Linked DNA regions of Homo sapiens: region 1 is linked to region 2. The links are chromatin contacts, found by Hi-C or POLR2A ChIA-PET in ENCODE. All regions are on one chromosome and are shown on one strand. Each heading gives the region's core, a stretch centred on a gene start or an enhancer-like site at or near the end of the contact. The rest is flanking DNA. Distances are from core to core; before and after follow the strand shown.

Region 1 (4,651 bases), core at 999-3,498, 34 kb after region 2:
GGGCACCTGTAATCCCAGCTACTCGGGAGGCCAAGGCAGGAGAATCGCTTGAACCTGAGGGGTGGAGGTTGCCATGAGCTGAGATCGTGCCACTGCACTACAGCTTGGGCGACAGAGCAAGACTTTATCCCCCAACCCCCACCCTCCCCCCAAAAAAAGAAAAAAAAAGATACCCATATATTCACACTCACTCCCCTGTCTCCCAGTCCTCCACCTACCCACATGTCTATGACACACAGTTTCTCAAGAGCCACCAGTCTAGAGAGCCACCAGAGAAAGCCTTTCAGCCTCTTGAAAAGAGACTTTGTAGGCTCAATTCTAGTCTTCTCTGCAGTGGATAGTTGTCAATATTTCCGATAAGGCTTTGAAGCTGGGTAATTTGCTACTCTTGCATGTCTTCACATTGACCCACGGGCACGGGCATGTTTCCACTTAGTTTTAGTCTACGTGAGGAAGGGGAGGGTGCACATCACTAGCTGGCTAGATCTCTGGCCTTGATACACACACACACACACACACACACACACACACACACACACCCCTTCCCTTCCTTTGAGGTCAGAAAGAGAAATCTAATTGCAGAGAATCACAGCTCAGGCTCTATCACCGGGAAACTGTCCATATTTGCCTTTAAGGATATGCAAATAGTGAACGACTCCTTCACTGTGAAGGCTGAGAAACTAACACAGGAAAAAACTACTGAAAACCAGTCAGTCCTTGGGTTAAAATTGTTTGGGGTTGTTGGCAGTTCAAGGTAAGGCAATCTCTGGCCTTCTAACCTTATATATCTTTTGGTTTAACTCTTTGTTCTCAATTCAGTTAATTACAGTGCAATGTCTAAAACCAAGAAGCGTATTTAAATCACTAATCTGAAGAGGCATGACTTGGAATTTGAGAGGCGTCTGAATACCCAACAGAAGCCTCTAGTGAGACAAGTGCCTGAAAAAGGAAGCGGCCCAGGAGGACGACTCCTTTCAGTCCTCTGTAGAGAGAATACGCACGATGGCTGCGCTTCTGAACTCTCCCGGGGTGGAAGCTGCAGCCTGGCTTTTAACCGGAATTGCCCAGACCTTGAAAGTGTTTCTTTGTTGCTCTTAAAAAGAGGAATTCACGTTGCATCGCAGTCTGTGATAAAGTCTGTCTTGGGGCAGAGCTGCATACGTTTTGTGTTTTTTTTTTTTTTCAGAAAAGAAAGGTCGAGAAAGAAAAAAACAAGTCATTCAGGGATGGTCCCTGTGGCCAGTCGGAAAGGTGAGAGACTCGGGCTTTGAAAACGATTCACATTCTGCCCTTTAACTTCAATGCCTTCCCTCCGGACTGCGCCGGAGCAGACGATTCAATGGACTCCTTTTGTATCCAGTTTATTGCTCAGAATCCCTAGGGTCTAGATTTGCTCTCAGAAGAAACGCGCCCCGCTGAGCTGCTCTGGGGGCTGCCCCTCCCGTCTCCCCATTCCTTTCTCCGGGCCGGGGAGGGCAGGGGAGGCAGCCACTGAGCCGATGTCGCTGGGGACCCGCACCAGGCACCACAGCCAGGCTCCAGAGCGGAGTCCCATAGGTGCGCTCCCAGCCCCCGTGTTGCGTCTGGAACGCAGTGGGAGTGGGCCCGGATCACCTTCCAATGACACCCGCATATACTCTGCAAACTGTGCAAAAGCCCTTGAAAAGTCCAGAGATGGGACAGAAGCCCCCAGCAGAACCCAGGCCGGAGCCCCGCGCACCTCGGATAAGGGGGTGGCGGAATGCACCCACCTGGTCCCTGAGGGCAGCACCCTTAGATTGCCCAGGCTGCCGCGGAGGAGGACGATCGCCGCGCGGGCTCCGCTCTCGCCGTCTGGGCCACCGGCGCGCACCCCTAGGAACTTCTCTGGCCGCGTGTAGACGCGGCGCGCGGCTGCCCCAGTCCCAGGGCGGAAGGAGCCGGCGCTGCTCAGCGCGCGCGGGTACGCAGCGGGCACCGCGGGACGCAGGTGCCCCTGGAGCCGCACGCGGGGCAGGTACAGAATCCAGTATGCAGAGGCAGAGGAGAGGGAAGAGAGCGGTGCGAGGAGCCCCGGGCCGCGCGACCCCGCCTTTTCCTCGCCCCAGGAGCTCCCAAAGGGAGCAAAACGCCCCCCACCCCCGCCCACCGCCGCGCCTCCGGGCCCCCTCGCCGCCGGCACACCGCGCTCTGATTGGCTGGCGCGATGGGTCCCTGGCACGCGCCTATGGATGTTGTTATAAGAATCCTCGCGTGCCGGCCCTCAGCTCCAGGAAGTCCGCCACAGCCCTCCCCAGCGCAGCGCGAGCGCGGGCCAGAGCGCAGCGGCCGCGGGCACTCCAGGGAGGCCCGGGGGCGGGCAGCCCGGCGGCCGCCTAGCTGCCCCCAGCCAGGGCCCCGGGAGGGAGGGGCTCGGACGGGCCTTAGAAACTCACCAAGAACTAACACGCGCAGCCCGGCAGTCCCGCTGCCCACTGCGGCGGCGAGCATGGACGCGGTGTTGCTGGAGCACTTCCCCGGGGGCCTAGACGCCTTTCCTTCTTCGTACTTCGACGAGGACGACTTCTTCACCGACCAGTCTTCACGGGACCCCCTGGAGGACGGCGATGAGCTGCTGGCGGACGAGCAGGCCGAGGTGGAGTTCCTTAGCCACCAGCTCCACGAGTACTGCTACCGCGACGGGGCGTGCCTGCTGCTGCAGCCCGCGCCCCCGGCCGCCCCGCTAGCGCTCGCCCCGCCGTCCTCGGGGGGCCTCGGTGAGCCAGACGACGGCGGCGGCGGCGGCTACTGCTGCGAGACGGGGGCGCCCCCAGGCGGCTTCCCCTACTCGCCCGGCTCGCCGCCCTCGTGCCTGGCCTACCCGTGCGCCGGGGCGGCAGTACTGTCTCCCGGGGCGCGGCTGCGCGGCCTGAGCGGAGCGGCGGCTGCGGCGGCGCGGCGCCGGCGGCGGGTGCGCTCCGAGGCGGAGCTGCAGCAGCTGCGGCAGGCGGCCAACGTGCGCGAGCGGCGGCGCATGCAGTCCATCAACGACGCCTTCGAGGGGCTGCGCTCGCACATCCCCACGCTGCCCTACGAGAAGCGCCTCTCCAAGGTGGACACGCTGCGCCTGGCCATCGGCTACATCAACTTCCTCAGCGAGCTCGTGCAGGCCGACCTGCCCTTGCGCGGCGGTGGCGCGGGCGGCTGCGGGGGGCCGGGCGGCGGCGGGCGCCTGGGCGGGGACAGCCCGGGCAGCCAGGCCCAGAAGGTCATCATCTGCCATCGGGGCACCCGTAAGTGCTTCCGCTTCCCAGCTCAGGGAGAAGGGGTCGGGCACTCGAAGGCTCCGGAGGGGCTGGGGGAGCTGACTGCCAAGCAGACAGTCGGACCGACGGATTGTCGGTGGGCACGGAAAAACTTGAATGCGAGCTCGCGTTTCTCGTTTTTTTTTTTTTTTTTATTTTTCTGCCACGTTGACCGCGGCTCTCAAGGGCGCGCGTCCCCGCCAGACTTGCAGCTCCTCGGATTCCTGGGAGGGGACGGTGGGGACTTGAAGTGTGGAGGAAGAGGGTGGTTCTAGTATAACCGGAGAGCACCCAGGAAAGGGTCCTAAAGGACCTGATGGGACCAATGGGAATGTGGTTGGATATTCACAGTCTGTTTTCTCTTCTCACCTGTCCAGGGTCCCCCTCCCCCAGCGACCCTGATTATGGCCTCCCTCCCCTAGCAGGACACTCTCTCTCATGGACTGATGAAAAACAACTCAAGGAACAAAATATTATCCGAACAGCCAAAGTCTGGACCCCAGAGGACCCCAGAAAACTCAACAGCAAATCTTCCTTCAACAACATAGAAAACGAACCACCATTTGAGTTTGTGTCCTGAGAAGTCCCAGACTCGGCTGAAGATCTGATTATGTCTCTGTGCATATTGTACATGTAAATATCTATAATGTAAATGTAATTTAAGAATCAAATTTTTCGAATGGCAATCAACTGTTTATTATTTATCTATTTATTATCCTGTTGAGTTGATGAAATAGATGATTTCTTTTTAAATATATAATTTATATAACTTATCCTGATTTTCTGAAAATATGCAATAGCCTATGATTTTCCTGAACTCTGTGTTGTTGGGAGAACTCTGGCCAGAAAACGTCCTGCTTATTTATTGCCAGATATGGTTTATTTCTAAGCGTTGTCAATAAATGCTATTTACACCTTTTCCTGAAGGTTTTTGAGTACATGATTTGATAGATACTCTTTAAAAAGAATTAACTTAGTAAAAATTAACCAAACCAGAGACTCAAAGTGTAGCTTTTTAGTAAGAAACTACATTTCAGACTTAGCCTAAAGGTGGGTAGGTTAGAGGATTAGACCTCAACTTTCTATGACAGCACTTCATCTAGGTCGCCTGCCCTACACAGCAACTTTTGTCTGTATTTTGGGCCACCTTCCAAACACCCTATGCAAATACATCCTGGAGTATTTATTGTTCCCATTTTGCAGATGGTAAAGTTAAGGCTCAGAGATGACATTTGACTTACCCAAGGTCACCCCTACGTTGTCTATTCCTGGTGTATAAAAGTGAGCGCGCGGTGCACTGTGGGAGCAGGGAGCTAGTGGGCTAAGCGAATGGGCCTTTCTGCTTCCACTGGCTGGGAAAGGGGCTACTCTTGAGCTGCCCTGTGACC
Region 2 (4,967 bases), core at 1,115-3,614:
TGAGCCTGCCTGAATTTGTAGCCCACAGAATAGATGTAATAAAATGGTGGTGGTTTTAAACCACAGAATGTTGGGGTGATTTGTTAGGTAGCAATAGACCACCAGAACAAGTACCAGCCACCAAAGCTGAATGTACCCAGATCCTAGGACCTATGCATCCTACTTCTGGATAAATATCTCACAAATATTTGTCTCTATGTGCACCAAGACACAACAAGAAAGGTCATAGCAGCGTCATATTCATAACGGCACCAAACTGGAATCAATGTAAAAAAAAAAACCAAGATGAGAACGATCCATCTGCTGGGCTAGACTGCATGGAACAGGAAAGTCGCAGAGGGTAGGAACGAGAGAAATCTGGAGGGGCCTTTGTGACCTAATTAGGAGCATTCCCAATCACTCGGCTGTGCGGTGCTGATGATGACGCCCACCTTCACCACTTCCTCCACCCACACTGCACGTGTGAGCCGGCCCTTCTCCAGAGCCAACCCCATTTTCCTCCTATGTATTTGTTCTGGTCAATACAAGCTTACAGCGTGCCAGGCACTGTGCCTGTTGAAAAGAAAGAGAGAGAGGATGGAAGGAAGGAAAGAAGAAGGAAAAGGAGGGAAGGAGAAGGGAGGAAAGAAAGGAAAGGAGAAGGAAAGAAAGGAAGGGAGAAGGAAAGAAAGGAAAGGAGAAGGAAAGAGAGGGAGGGAAGAAAGGGAGAAGGAGCGGGAGGCAGGAAGGAAGGAATTAAGGAAGACAGGAAGGAAGGAAATAAGGAAGACAGGAAGGAAGGAAATAAGGAAGACAGGAAGGAAGAGAGGAAGGGAGGGAGGATGGAAGGAAGAGAAAAAACAAAAAGAGAGGAAAGGAGGAAAAGAGGGAGGAAGAAAAATAGAAAGGAAGCAGGGAGGGATGAGGGGAGAGAAAGAAAGGGAAAGAAACCAACTAGCTATTAAAATATCTTTCATTTAGGAATCACAGGCCTGTGAACAATTCAATACAGCAAAACAGCAGTGCTGTGCAGGTCTGCGCACTTCTTTTGTGTGGATCAAAGGATTTTGCCTTTAATGCACAACCTGTCTTCTCTACCAGACTAGAAAGGAAACTCCTTACCACTAGGGACTTTTTACTGATCTTAACTTCCTGCAGTGTCCAGCACAAGGCCTTGTGCATGATAGGTACTTTCAAAACATTTTTAAAAATGGAAGAACTACATTAAACGTGAGCGACCAACTCTCAGGTGGTTGGGTTTGCGAGGTCACCCACGAGATGACCTTGAGCTGATGCGAATGGTCCATCTTGCTGCAATCAGCAGAACTCAGCCTCTGAACGCCCTCACTGCACCGCCACACTAAGCACACTAGAGTCAAGGACTATGGGCAGCCAAGTGCGTCCAAAAACAAATGCCCCTGCCTGACGGCCCATGACTCTGTCATCATAATGAGCGGTGAGCTCCAGGCACCGGATGGTCCCGTGTAATTAATTATGCAGCGTCGTAAAAAGGCAGGCAGGAAATGTCCTCTGGTCAACCGGGGAGGGCAGAGTCCTGGGGGCTGAAGAGGGTCCCGCAGGTGGAAATAAGCACCCAGGAGCTTTGGGGGATCTTGCTACACTTGCTTCTGTTGTCCAGGGGGTGGGCTCCCTAGACACCTGAGAGGCACAGCATTCTTGTGTCAGGACAGGGCTGAGCTGCAAAGCCCCTGTCGCCTCCCACAGCAAGGGCAGGTAAACCTCAGTGATCCATACCCCACCGACCAGCTGTAGTTTAGAAATTTCACACACACGCGCGCGCACACACACACAGAGTTGGAATGCAAAGTATGCATTAACTTAATGTGGTTTTAAAATTATTAAATATCCCTTATCAACCAACTAGAAATGTGCAACTAATATTAGCGGTGGGAGGAGGGTTCTCGAATTCTAAACGGTAGATTCTGTTTGAGGTGTCTAAACTAAGACAAAAAATTTCACATGTGTGACTCATCCAAACCATTAGAGGGCGACCTTCACCTTTACAAGTCTTTTGAGCAATTGTGGGGGGTGGTGGGGGAAGGCAAGATCCTGACATGTATTGAATGGACTTTGTGTTGTAGACTAAGGCACTATGGAAGAAAAATGGTAGCTACCAAAATTAATATACAAATATTGCTAAAATGCCATATCTATTTTGCATAGAGTGGAACTGAATCAATTGTATCTCTTGAATTTTGCTTTAGCTCTGCCTAAATTGACCTAAAGTCCTCAGTCAATTCCTTCATCCTTGGAATTTAGCCAAGGATTTGTGTTAACAGACTGTTTCGTTGCATTTTTCTATTTTCCAAATAAGTGAGTTGATGCGCGACAGGATTGTTTATGAGGGGGGGATGAGTTCTGCAAGAGCCCACCAGAGGGAGCCAAATGACTGCTTTAGAACCCTTCATTCACTGCTGCTTTGCTTTTCCTCTTTGGGAAGCTGCTTAATCAAACCCATTGAACACCCTTCCCTCCCCTCCCACCACCCGAGACACTTAAAAAATTAGAAGTAATCCTAGCACCAGAAATGCACATTCCGTATTTTCTTAGCCCACAGACTATGAACAAACAAATAATACTGCTGTGGCGAGGTATTTTAACAGTGTGAAAATTGCCCACTTAATAGGGAATAGAATAATTAAAGAGATCTTGGCTTAGGAAAAAAAGTGAAACGGCGGACACACAGTGAGAAAAAAATCCGGTCAAGTACAGTGACCTGCCAGGGGATGGGAGAGAATTCGAGAACCAATTAGGATTCTAAACAACTTACCCAACTGAACAGATCACTTTTCTCCTATTTTCAACGAACATTTCAAGCATCTGCTTTCAAAGGAGCCTTGACAGTGACTGTTTCTTCTTTCATTTTTTATTTTTATTTATTTATTTATTTATTTTTTTGAGACGGAGTCTGGCTCTGTCGCCCAGGCTGGAGTGCAGTGGCGCGATCTCGGCTCACTGCAAGCTCCGCCTCCCGGGTTCACGCCATTCTCCTGCCTCAGCCTCCCGAGTAGCTGGGACTGCGAGTAGCTGGGACCACGAGTAGCTGGGACCACAGGCGCCTGCCAACACGCCCGGCTAATTTTTTTGTATTTTTAGTAGAGACGGGGTTTCACCATGTTAGCCAGGCTGGTCTCGATCTCCTGACCTTGTGATTCGCCCACCTCGGCCTCCCAAAGTGCTGGGATTACAGGCGTGAGACACTGCGCCCGACTGTTTCTTCTTATGCTGTGATGGGGGTTAGCTCTGCTAGGAAGTTTCTAGACGAACACATCCTCCCTGGTTCTGTGCTGCTTCAGACCTATGAGACCCTCTGTTCAGATCAACAGCATTTGCCCACTGGCATTTGCCATTATTGGCATTCTGAAGGCCAGGATCTGCTGGGAAAATGGTGTATCTGAATTTCAGCCACGTTCTTAAAATATCCATCCTTGGCTGGGCGCCGTGGCTCAAGCCTGTATTCCCAGCACTTTTGCAGGCTGAGGCCAGGAGTTCGAGACCAGCCTGACCAACATGGTGAAACCCTGTCTCTACTGAAGATACAAAAATTAGCTGGGCGTGGTGGTGCGTGCCTGTAATCCCAGTTACTCGGGAGGTAACTGGGATTGAGGTGGGAGAATCGCTTGAACCTGGGAGGTGGAGGTTGCAGTGAGCCGAGATCGTGCCACTGCACTACAGCCTGGGTGACAGAGTGAGACCCTGTCTCAAAAAAAAAAAAAAAAAGAAAAAAAATCCAACCTCTTTCTTGACACTCTTACCTTTCTACCCACAACCTGAGGGGCTAATACATCTTTCCTCTTATGTGGCACACACTTTGTAATATATTATAGCTCCAATTCAATTCCATAGTTATTTTTAATCTGACTTTCCTATTAAACTGTCAGTTCCTTGAGAAAAGAATTTTGTCTTAATACTCTCCCTAGCCCCAGAACCAAGCAGGATGCAATGCACACACTAGGAGTAATTCAATGTTATGGATAAATGATATCTTTATGAACAAGGTGTAAAATAATAAATAAGAACTAAGAGACAGCAGGTATTTACATGGTGCCAGTCTCGGTCTAAGCACTAGATGTGTTCACTCATTTCATCTGCAGAAATGCGCTGTGAAACAGGGGATAGGCACTACAAGTGTCTACATTTTTAAATTGGCAAAACTAAGGTGATGGATGAGGAGGATTAAGTAACTTGCCCAGGGACACGAGTAGTAGAAGCTGAGACTGGGGTTTGAACCCCAGGAGCCTGATGCCAGAGCCTATGCACACAACCGTAAGACCATAAAGAGCCACACCAGAGAATGGAGACAGGATGGTTATGCAGGTCACAACCTGCTTAATGACTATACTCAAAGTGTGCTGATTAATTCACAACCAATAAAATCTTGACTAGAGTAACATGTTACTTCCCTCAATGTGTTAGGTAGGGCAAAAAGCTGAGCTACTGGAACAAGAGAACACCCCTTCCAAATATAATGGCTTAAAGACCAAAAAGCACGCGTTTTTCACTCAAGTAATAGTCTGGGGTGTGTGTTCTGTGTCAGTGAGCAGCTCTGCTCCGTGTGGTCATCCAGGGACTTGAGATCTTCCATCGTGGAGCTCTGCCATCCCTGAGGGCCTTTTCTCTGTGTGGCTGGGGCTGGGCCATACTGTGTCCAGGCTGCACCCAGCAGGAAGGCAAAAGAGACATGGGGAAGGCACACTCACTGTCTTGACGCCTCATCTTTGGGGAGAACTTAGTCATGTAGCCACATTTAACTGCTGGGAAATGAGGTCTTGCTGACTGGAATATTATTTGGCAAAAAAGGAGGAATCAAGTACTGATACATCCACAGTGTGGGTGAACCTAGAAAACATTAAGCTAGTGAAAGAAGCCAGTCACATAGGACCACACACTGCATGATTCTCATTATATGAAATGTCGAGAGGAGGCAAATCTACAGAGCTGGAAAGTAGATTAGTGATTGTCAGGAG

The links. Hi-C counts contacts between places; a loop is a spot of excess contacts on that map. ChIA-PET counts read pairs that join two places held with the same protein, here RNA polymerase II (POLR2A). Pooled maps may share reads with other maps.
Region 1: a map of breast epithelium shows a loop between it and region 2 (26-fold over the local background). The contact joins the promoter of PTF1A here to the enhancer-like site in region 2. A Hi-C loop is called at or near these places in 2 of 168 maps with a recorded cell type or tissue (breast epithelium and naive thymus-derived CD4-positive, alpha-beta T cell), 4 of 37 single-sample maps with no recorded cell type and 3 of 50 pooled maps. POLR2A ChIA-PET finds 5 or more read pairs at or near these places in 1 of 52 experiments (WTC11).

Annotation. Positions count from the first base shown.
Region 1 is chr10:23,190,064-23,194,714 of GRCh38, forward strand. It overlaps PTF1A (pancreas associated transcription factor 1a), which reads left to right and starts at 2,249. Exons shown (of 2, transcript NM_178161.3): 1 at 2,249-3,251; 2 at 3,641-4,182. The coding sequence starts at 2,468. The coding sequence ends at 3,843.
Region 2 is chr10:23,156,192-23,161,158 of GRCh38, forward strand. No RefSeq gene overlaps it. Among named protein-coding and RNA genes, the nearest start is that of PTF1A, 34 kb to the right of the region's middle. RefSeq lists an enhancer at 1,094-1,283. Within about 2 kb of position 2,365, at least 2 of the 41 ENCODE cell types and tissues checked have a DNase peak (open chromatin) inside an H3K27ac peak, as active enhancers do.